Regions from separate parts of the Homo sapiens genome. Here region 1 is linked to region 2. A link is a contact called in ENCODE Hi-C or POLR2A ChIA-PET data. All regions are on one chromosome and are shown on one strand. The core of a region is the stretch at or near the end of the contact, and the rest is flanking DNA. Distances in the headings are between cores, read along the strand shown.

The links. A loop is a pair of places that touch in the nucleus more often than their neighbours do. ChIA-PET counts read pairs that join two places held with the same protein, here RNA polymerase II (POLR2A). Pooled maps may share reads with other maps.
Region 1: a loop to region 2 is called in a map of naive thymus-derived CD4-positive, alpha-beta T cell, with 4 times the contacts of the local background. The contact joins two enhancer-like sites. A Hi-C loop is called at or near these places in 3 of 168 maps with a recorded cell type or tissue (PC-3, naive thymus-derived CD4-positive, alpha-beta T cell and posterior cingulate gyrus), 2 of 37 single-sample maps with no recorded cell type and 10 of 50 pooled maps. POLR2A ChIA-PET finds 5 or more read pairs at or near these places in 13 of 52 experiments (A673, BJ, CD4-positive, alpha-beta T cell and 10 more).

What each region holds. Positions count from the first base shown.
Region 1 is chr1:66,348,309-66,353,607 of GRCh38, forward strand. The region is part of intron 8 of PDE4B (phosphodiesterase 4B); the gene reads left to right. Among named protein-coding and RNA genes, the nearest start is that of SGIP1, 180 kb to the right of the region's middle. RefSeq lists enhancers at 1,921-1,970, 3,563-3,652, 3,663-3,712. Within about 2 kb of position 2,008, at least 24 of the 41 ENCODE cell types and tissues checked have a DNase peak (open chromatin) inside an H3K27ac peak, as active enhancers do; they include CD4-positive, alpha-beta T cell, GM12878 and HCT116, where a contact is called at or near this core.
Region 2 is chr1:66,297,572-66,302,630 of GRCh38, forward strand. The region is part of intron 7 of PDE4B (phosphodiesterase 4B); the gene reads left to right. Among named protein-coding and RNA genes, the nearest start is that of SGIP1, 230 kb to the right of the region's middle. RefSeq lists an enhancer at 3,819-3,878. Within about 2 kb of position 3,485, at least 12 of the 41 ENCODE cell types and tissues checked have a DNase peak (open chromatin) inside an H3K27ac peak, as active enhancers do; they include CD4-positive, alpha-beta T cell, GM12878 and HCT116, where a contact is called at or near this core.

The sequences.
Region 1 (5,299 bases), core at 758-3,257, 49 kb after region 2:
TTCTCAGTTACTATGATGATTTTTGTCATCTGTTGAAAAAGGTTTCTGCTAAATTTAATTATCAGATCATCATCTCAAATCTTCAAAGTTCCTTTTTTTGTCTTTCTCTATTAACAGACAAATTAAAAGGGAAGGATCAAGTATATGAAATGAAATTGTGATGCTCCAGGAACAGTTTTAGGTCTTACGTTTCTCATTGGAAGAAAAGTCCTCTGTCAAAAAGAAAATTTTGAAAAGTTTAAATTATCTAAAAATATACAGTGCCCCTAAACTTAACATATATAATGAGTGTATGGCCTGGAAATCCAATCTCTTCATAGGCTATTTGCACATGCAATATCAGGACCATACTTACAGTTAAAAAAAAAAAAAGATAAAGAAAATTCTTCTTTATCTGAAATTCAAATTTAACTAGGTGCCCCGAATTTTTATTTGCTAAATCTGGCAACCTTATATATGTGGAAACATAATATAGTTTATAAATATTATATATATAGTTTAAAATGCATAGTGAATGTATCAGTCTTTAGGTATAAATAGTTACAGTATCTTTTGTCCATTTGATTACATCACTGCAGCAACTTTCAGAGTTGAGAGAATGTTGGATCATGAGAAATTGCTATAAACATTCTTATGGGAATCACTTTGGGTCTAGGAAACGTCAATTTTTTAGTGTTCCAATAATGTGTGTTATATCATCTCTTGAGAAGTTTTCAGAAATTCTGAGAAAAATGGACAGCAGAAAAGGGTTAGATAGATAGGAAGAAATATGTAATAATTTGGGGAGCTGTTCAAGCCCTAATCTCATTTAGGAGATTAGTTATAGAGCAGCTATATTCAAATTTGTTTGATCTTTTGATATTTTTCAATTCTGTATGAAGGCATTAATGGTTTTTCCCTGCTTTGCCTTTTAATATGTCACTTGAGCAGAGACTTGTCCTCTAACTAGCAAGTAGAATTGATTCTATTGTTGCTTCATCATAATTTTTGATGCAGAATAATGGTAGATATATTCATGCTTGTTTTTCGTTGTATACTTACCTATTGATTACTACGTTGCTGAGCAGTTAAGACAAGAAGCACTCAATTCTAACATGTTTAGAAGAGTTTCTTTCTGATTTGGCACATGGACAGTGAGAATGATCTCACTGTGTTTGTTCCCTGGCACACCAAAGGTTTGCTGCAGATGTTAGTACAGCAGAACTTGTTTGCTAAGATGACCCATTATGGAACACTAGCTGATTAAGCAGACGTTAATGGACAATTGCATGTCCATTATTACTTCTTTGACCATGTTACCAACTCAATTCAATTGCACTTGCTTTTCAAATAAGACAAACCTGTCAATAAAGAAACTGGACATCAAGTTTCAAATGATTGGTAGAGTTTATAGGGAAACACAAAAAGGAGGGAAGAGATGAGATGCACATTGTCAAATAATCTGAAATGTTAAGAATTGTGGAAATTGTTAGTTTCATAAGGAGTTTTAGACAAGCACACTATATCCCTCATTCTGTTTATTTCTTTTTCATTTAAAACTTAGATTTGCTTTACTTCTTTGGGTCTTCATTTCTTCCCATGCAAAATTCCTGAAAGTCAAAAGGAAGATTAGAAGCTAGCCATTTTACCACTAAAGAAACTGAGCCCCAAGAAGTTAATTCAGCTTACCCAAGATTACATATTTGCTTAGGGCCAGAGCTAAGACAGGGACAGACTCTGTTTACTTCATTTCTCACTAAACTGTACCACTGCAGTTTCGACTTCTTTCTACCACTGAAGGCACAGAATGCACTGAAGGCATTCTGTGCCTTCAGGAGGAATTTTCAGCCCCTTCACTTTCCTGATGCCCGGGAATTCTTTTTAAGTTATGACTAACAAAGTATAAAACATGAGTCAAAAGTTAGTCCCTAATAAAGTCATTGTGACTTTAATGACTTCGGCAGTTGTTTCATTCTGCAAAAACAGGAAGATCCCACACAATAAGGCGCCTGTCTCACAGCTGGGCTCCTGCGTAGACGGCCACCCACAAGAGTAACTAACTGCTGGGGCTGCCTTCCTCTCTTTGACACCTTTTTATTCTCTGTTCTTACAGTTTTCTCCTACTGACCTCATCCTGAGGTTATCCATGAGAGGAAGGTACCTGCTTTAGCTAGTCTTTGATAGGGTGAAGAATAGTTTTAATCACTTAGGAGTCACTCCTAAGTGATTTTCAGGTCACCCTCAACAGGCCTAAATTAGTCTTAGAAGAAGCTCTTTCATGGGCTTTATACTAGCTTCCTGTGTTATCACTATTCTGGACTGTTTTATTCTCAAAAACATAAAATCCCCAAATTTTAGATTTGAGAAGAGCCTGCGATCATTCCAGTTCACTCCTCCTATGTGATTAGTTTAACTAAGAACTCATTACCAAGATAGTGCCTATCTTGCCTGCGGATCTTTGCATAAAGCTCAAACTAATTCTCCCATGAGAAATATAGAAAAGTGAAGAAGTGTCCTATCACTTCAGAAGAAACTGGCTCAGAAGAAATAATCTCTGTATGCAGTGTTAAAACTAAAGAAAAATTGAAGCCATCAAACAAAATGTTCCTATCAAGTGTAATTGAATTTTAGCTTTTATTACCTATTCTCTACTTTTAAAATAACTTTTCACTATTAAAGGAACTTATTCCAAAAATCAGACAATTTTATAGAAAAGGTATATTCTAGGCCAATAATATTAAATCACATATCTAGAAAATATACCTTCTTCCCTTTTCAAAAAATAGAAGCAATTTCTAGCAGTGTATGTGAATCTAATGTTGGGCATAAGCTTAAGAAGGCATCGGAGGAATTTTTTATTAGAGTTTATTCACAAATTTTGCTTGTCTGTGTTGAAAAGGGGCATTGGCCATTTCCTCTGGGGACATTATTTCTAGGTAGGCTGTAACAGGGTTTTCCTGTGAAGGCAGATTCTTAGGGAAAATAGTATCTGTGTACATGAGATGGTAGAGACACATTTATCTTTAAAATAATGTGTTCCTGTTTGTGGATTTCTCTACTGAATTTAATAAAGTAAATAATGCCCATTTCCTTCCAATCCAGTAACTCCTTGGGACACAGTTTTACCCAGGAGCTATTTTACCTTCGAGTCTGGATGAAACGTGTAACTTAATAAATAGATTCCAAAAGTCTTACACTATGAAACTCTGAGGGATGATAAATGCTTCCCTTCCTTTGTTATGGTCTGAAGCATTTTCAATTTGAGTTGTTTTCCTCAGTCATGTAGAGGGAGTTTTGTTTTCTGGGAAGTCTTGGTTGCTGGTAAATAATGTGTCCAAACTGTAGGAGGCAGCCACAGAATTTATCATACAAGTATGAAATGTTAGGGTTGATCATTCTCATTTTACACATGAGAGGTGATGTAACTACACAGGAGAGTGAGAGCTGAGAATGAAAAGTCAAGATTTGTCTACTACATTGTGGCTGCCTCTGGCTCAACAGAAACACTCCCATGTGGGAGTCAGATGCTGAAAGCCCAACTAAGCCTAGCTCCTCAACTGTCTCCTCAGGCTTAACTTCAAACATAATTCATATCTATTCTATTTCTTAATGTGTCTCATCACACAGTTAAACACTAGTCATACTAACTGGACTCTACATATACTAGAATGTAAAAGATACCCTTCCACCCCCCGCCGTCTGCTCCTTGAAGGCCATGTCTGCCTTTCTTAGTTTGTACAGAGCCCAACATAAATGGGCCCTTCATAAGTGCTTTTTGATGAGAGCAATGATTGCTTTCACATCAGTGTGGTTGGGCCCTCCCTTATGGAGGAGGAAAACCAACAGTTGTTGCTAAGCAACATTTAAAGGACTAGGTTAGTTTCTGACACTAAGTGACCTCCATTTGCATACTTCGCCATGTTGTGTGTTTTATGGTTGCCTTAAGATGACTATGTTTTTTGGTAGCATTGCTGTGCCCTTAGCAAAAGGCTCATAGGAGAATTAGTTTAAGCCTGGGAAGGAGGAAGGTGATATTCATCTGTTAATGACTTGCATGAGTACACTGATCCCTTCAGTAAACTATGCGGGAAAGGTGAGGAGTTTGGTTTATTTTCAGCCCTGCAGCTGAGAGCCACCTCCCTGATTCCATATTGAAAGTGATTGACAATGTATCCCAACAGGGTCCTGTGGCAATGGAAGACTATAGAAAGAAAATAAACAGAGAAATCTTTCCTCTTATAGCCTTTTATGATTCAGTTTCTACCTGCTCCTATCTTCTGAGCAGAGTTGCCGATATAGCTAGTAAAGAACTGGTCCTACCCTCTCTAGACTGTTTGCTGTTGTGGTTAAACAACATGCCCTAATATATCTATTCCTACTAGAATGAAAGCTGATTAAAAGCATGAAAAGAGTTTTTGTTTGTTCCTTTGTTTTTTTTTCACTGCTATATCATCACTCTTTTCCCTGGTCATTTTAGGTATTCAATAAATGGTTGGCAAATACGTGAAAAAAGGGCATTATTGAACTACTACAAACCTGATTGACTCTAAAACATTCCTAAGTATTTCAGAGAGACTAAAGGAGCCAAAATGAGACAATTGTTTGAATGTTATATTTGCCTAAGTCTAGTGCAGAGAAAATTATGGAAGAAATCATCTGTCTCTAAGCTTTTTACAACATATTTTTACAATGATCCAATTAAAGTTCACTTCTTTGCCAAAATTCAGCTTATCGGTCAGAGCATATAAACTTGTTTTCTTCAGCTTCTGAGTCTTCAGCCTAGGTGCCTGTCTTTTGAGGATTTAAAATGAGAGGCCATTGTGACTGAGCAGTTGTGTCTTTAAAACGAAATAATTTGGAATTCATGTGATTCACCTGGGATTCAAAATTGCACAGAGGTTCAATAAGTAAAATATGCTAGCTGAGATGATTGATTCAGAGATGCCTGGTTACAAACATATTGTATCATGGGAAACACACACACATACGCAAGCAGGGTTACCCAGAAGGAGGATGATTGGACATCTTTGAGAACAATGCCTGGTGCAGTGAGCCAGCAGGCAGAAATACTGGCTTGCATTGGCTTCACCTCCAAAAGCCAGGTCTCCTAGGCACAGGCGATGGCATGACTCCGGGCTTGGATGCTTGAAATAAAGCTATTGTTGGATGCGGATGCTCATTTGAAAGGGGAATGCCTCACAGGAAAAAGAGCCAATTGCAAGTTGGGGCTGTTGCCATGGTGCTTTGCTATTCCTTCAACTTGCTATAGATGAAATAAATCCTGGGAGTACAGGGGTAGGGTAACAGAGGGGAAAGATGA
Region 2 (5,059 bases), core at 2,235-4,734:
TTTTACTTTCTCATGCATTTATCCAAAAAGTCCTTTTTATTATATTATTCATTATATATTATTCATTGCAGCTCACTCCTCAGATAATTAACCCACTTCTATGATAATAATGTTACTCCATTCATAAGGACTCTGCCCCTTAAAGGTGCTACCTCTCAACACTATTGATTGGGGATTAAGTTTCCAACACATGTGCTTTGGGGGACACATTCAAAGCACCAGAGGGCCTGGTCTAATGATTAGGAGTAATCATTAGAATGGTGTAATTCATCATGGTGTAGGTAGTAAAGTTAAATGATCCAATTTATTAGTCCATTATTCATTCATTAGTCCATTATGGTTGCTTACCTTACATATGACTAGGTTGGTGAACAAGGTTGTCCTATTACTTATCCTATTATATGTAAAAGTCTGCCCAAAGCTGTTTTAATCATTTGTATGAATGTAGGTACCATTTCAAAGTGCACTCCTTATCATAAACTCTTGAGATACATACTAAGATGATATAAAAGAGAGTGGCAAATCCTATAGCACTGTGCTAATTTAATAACTTACAAAGTTCATCAATAGAACAATATACTTTTGTTCTCATGCTGACTCTTGTTCTCAAGTTGAAGATTACTCCAAAGTCACTATAGTCATATTATGCTGTCTGGGGCTCTTCATTGAAATTTTGAAAATAGGAGGAGGAGCATATCCAGTGGTGAAAGAGAAAACATTTTGGTAAGTGGAAATGGGAGAAAAGGAAGCTTGCCTGACTACCTAATAGGCCTTACTTAGTTGCTTCAGTGATGGGGACCTAGTAGACCACAGAAGGGCCAAGCTGTCTGGAAAAGAGAAGGGTTGTCATTTCTGGAACCCCTACTATGTGCCAGATACTTCATGGGTCTTTTACATCTTTAAGTTGAACCTATGGGGGATTTTATTGCATTCGTTTTAAAGATAAGTTAACTGCTGTCCATTTAAAAAAGTAAGTACAGTTGCTTTGCAAGATCACACAACTTTTATGGGGCAGGGCCTGGGCTTGAGTCCAAGACTTCAAAGCTTGTGTTCTTTCCACTAGCCACCTACTCTCAGAATGCTCCTGTTAAACCCATTATGTGGCAAGTCAGGTATGTGTTGCACTTGACATCTTTTTTAGTTTTCCACTTGTACAAACATTCCCTGAAAAATTGTGGAGAGGTTCCATACAGTGGAACTTGAGATTTCATCTACTCAGCCTTCTACCCTGAAAGGTTCCTCTGAGCTCATCACTGTAACCTGAAATGTCTTTCACATGGATCTGAAAACATTTAGTGAAGTAGAAAGTACTGTGCTCATAGTAGTCATTCTGTGGTACCTTTTTTTCCTTTTTAAAAAAAGGAAAAAGTTTAGTTGACACCAAATAGTTGTATATATTTGTGGGATACAGAGTGATATTTTTATATATGTATACACTGCATAATGATCAAATCAGAGTAATTAGCATATTCATCACCTTAAACATTTATCATTTCTTTGTGTTGGGAACATTCAAAATCCTCTCTTCTAGCTTTGAACGTATACAATAAATTGTTATTAACTATATTTACCCCATAGTGCAATAGAAAACTACAACTTATTCTTCCTATCTAGCTCTAATTTTGTATTCCTTACCCAAACTCTCTGTCTTCCTCTTCCCACTAATCTTCCTAGCTTCTAATAACCATAATTCTACTCTCTATTATGAGCTCAATGTTTTTTAGCCTCCAGATATTAGTGAAACTTGCAGTATTTGTCTTTCTGTACCTGACTTATTTTACTTAATGTCCTCCAAGCTCATCCATGTTGCTGCAAATGACAGAATTTCATTCCTTTTCATGAGTGAATAGCATTCCATTATTATATGCCATATTTCCTTTATCCATTCATTTGCTGATGGACATTTAGGCTAATTCCATATCTTGGCTATTGTCAATAGTGCTGCAATAAACGTGGGGTGCAGATATCTCTCCAATACATTGATTTATTTTCCCTTGGATAAATACCCAGTAGTGGGATCACTGTAATATGGTAATTCTATTTAAGCTTTGTTGCAAAACCTCCATACCGTTTTCCATAATAGCTGTGCTAACTTACTTTCCCATCAACAGTTTATAAGAGTTTGCTTTCCTCCACATCCTTGCTGGCTTTTGTTATTTTTTATCTTTCTGATAATGGCCAAAAGCTTTTAGCTTTTCCTCACTCATTGTGACATTAGCTGTGTGTTTGCCTGTTTTGTGTTGAGGTTTGTACCTTCTATGCCTAATGTGTTGAGAGTTTTTATCATTAAGGGAAATTGAATTTTATCAAATGCTTTTTTCTGCCTTTATTTGTAGGACTTTTTAGTAACAAATTTCATTATAGAATGTAAATATTATAAGGAAAAAATATATGTTATAATATGAATTAATAATGGCATGAATATTAAAACCAAACAAAATGCATATTGGAAAAATTGGCACTATTGCACAAACACAGACATCTAGGGGAATGTCTTTCTCTCTGGTGTTCGTGTTTTTACCTTCTTCAGCCATGTGAAAAGACTTTCAAAGGTTCTATTTTATTCTCAGAGTTGACAGACTCACCCTTCAACAGAGTGGGCATCAAAAGCCAATAGCTGCCTTGAGTAAATTAATTTTTGTTGATTTTAGTTCCCCTTTAAGACTTCCTGAGATACTGATCATGGAAATGAATATTAGCGATTTAATTCTGGCACCTCGTCAGGACTCACACTGCATTCCTGGGTGCAGCCTGGAACATCACTGCTGGCTGGACTCACTTCTCCTTGCCCACCAAGGGACCTGAAAACCACATTAAGGTGGAGAGGAGAGTGTGGCACCTCCTTGCTCAGAGATCGGCCAGTTCACTGTACTTTATTGACTGTGGACTGTTGATTTATCCAGCCTTCTCATTTCACATGTGAGGGAGGGCGATTTGGAGTGACTTCTGTGCACTTACATAGCTGATAATAGAGGATGGACCAGAATCCACATCTCCAACTACCAGTCCAGAATTCTTTCCATTCCCCAGTCACTCACTTATTCATACATTCATCTAACATTTATTGGATGCCTACAGTGTGTGTATAGCTGTGACTACAAAGATGAATTGGACGCAGACCCTGAACTCAAGATCTTTACCCTGGCTTGTGTTTTTGATTTCCCAGAGGGTCTGAGGTCCATTAGGAAGGTGACTATCTGCCAGGGCAGTCTCTCCATGCCGGCTGGATTAGGCAATCACTGCTGGCCGTATGCAGTCCCGTTTTCAGTGTCCAAGTCTATTCTTCATAGATGGCCTATTCTCTGTTTTTCTGACTTTCTTACTGGGGTTTCTCACCCAAACATAGCATTACTGATAAATAATATTTAAGTGGCTGAGCTCTGAAGATTAAGCTATTAATATCACAAACAGGCTCCATATTCTCTCTAGTAAAGAGCGAAAAAGAGTCAGTATGTATGTGTGTGTGTGTTTACACATATGAGCATGCGGTGTGGCTCTCTGAGACACTTAGAAGAAAAGTTCCTGCGTGCTCATGAAAGGCCCATAGTACAGCTATGAGTATATTCCAGGCCTCACATGGCTGCAGTATTCACCAGATTACCAATATTAGAGAAGCAGATTTTTTTCTATGGGTAATTTTTAATAATTTAAGGGCTCTCATTTCTCATTATTTCAGAAATCCAACTTGGAGCTTCTCATTTGATCAGCAAGTATTTTCCAAGGGCCTCCTGTATTCTCAGCCCTGTAAGAGGTTTGGGCCTTGGAGGCTGAGTCAGAGATCATGATATTCAAACCGTTTTCACTTTCATTTTGTTGTTGTCATTTTCTCTCCATTTGATCCTGAGGTAAAAAAGGACTAGTAATATTATCTCTATGTCACAGAGGAGGAACCAGAGGCACAGAGAGGCTTAATGACTTGCCAGGACCCTCAAGGCTATAAGCAGGAAAGCAGGGGCGAGACCACCAGGCTTCTTACCGCTAGGACAATGCTTTTTTTTTTTTCTAACTATGCCAGATTGCCAGTCCATATTTTTTTTAATTCAGGAAGGATTAGAGAAAAAATATTGCAAGCATATAAATGTAATCTCATGATAGAATAGTAACAATTACATAAAAATACTAAAGTTCATTTTAAATACTACCTAAACTAGGTCATGAATTCATCCTATAGCTTTTTCTCCCAGCAGGCATAATTGAGTTGCTTTCCCAAATGCCAGGTTATTCTACCCATGCGAGTTATAAAGACCTTTTTCTTGAAGGGATTACTGCTGAACTTCTCCTAAGTCATGACTTTGTGATGGGAGAGATATAAGTAACATGTTCGTTGGGCTTTTATAACTCTAGAGAAAGCTCTTCCTAAATCTTGGAGCTTACTGCTCAGCCAACTTATTGACTTTGTTTAGGAGGTGGCCATTAGCCTCTCAAACCACAGAGGTTTGGACTGTTCAACTACAGTAAGCCCAGAAGCAAAGAGAGATTAGAACACAGCATCACTGGGTGAAAATGGGGAAAGCTAAACTGCTTCGAAATTGCAGTGCTCTGTCCTATACTCATTTCTGGAGGAATCAAGAAGAGCCTGAAGCAGAAGTGACCCACTGGCCTTGGAGACAGGAGGCAATGGAAAAGCACAGTTCATCCACAAACCAGCCTCTCTGAGCATCAGCTTCCTAGCTGCGTGACATTCCCAAGACTCTTCCCTGCACTAATTTCCACATTTATAAAAAAGAACCACAGATGTGTCCTTGATGGTCATCTTACTGTCATCTGTTACCACCACATACGCTGTCTTGTTATGTGGCTTGGGAAAATCTATAAACTGGTCTTTTGGCTTTGATCACCTGATTGATTTACTGTCAGCAGATGATATTAAAATTAGCTTTCATTTGTTGAGCAAATCTGGATGGGCAATTGAGGTGGAAACAGGGAGTGGCCTGGGTGGTGGCTGGAATTAGAATAGTAATCTCTTGTGTTTTAGAGGTTACAAAGCACTTTCCCACATGTAGTCTCATTGAATTACTACAAAGTCCTGCAAGGGCTGGTATTCTTAACCTCATCAGAC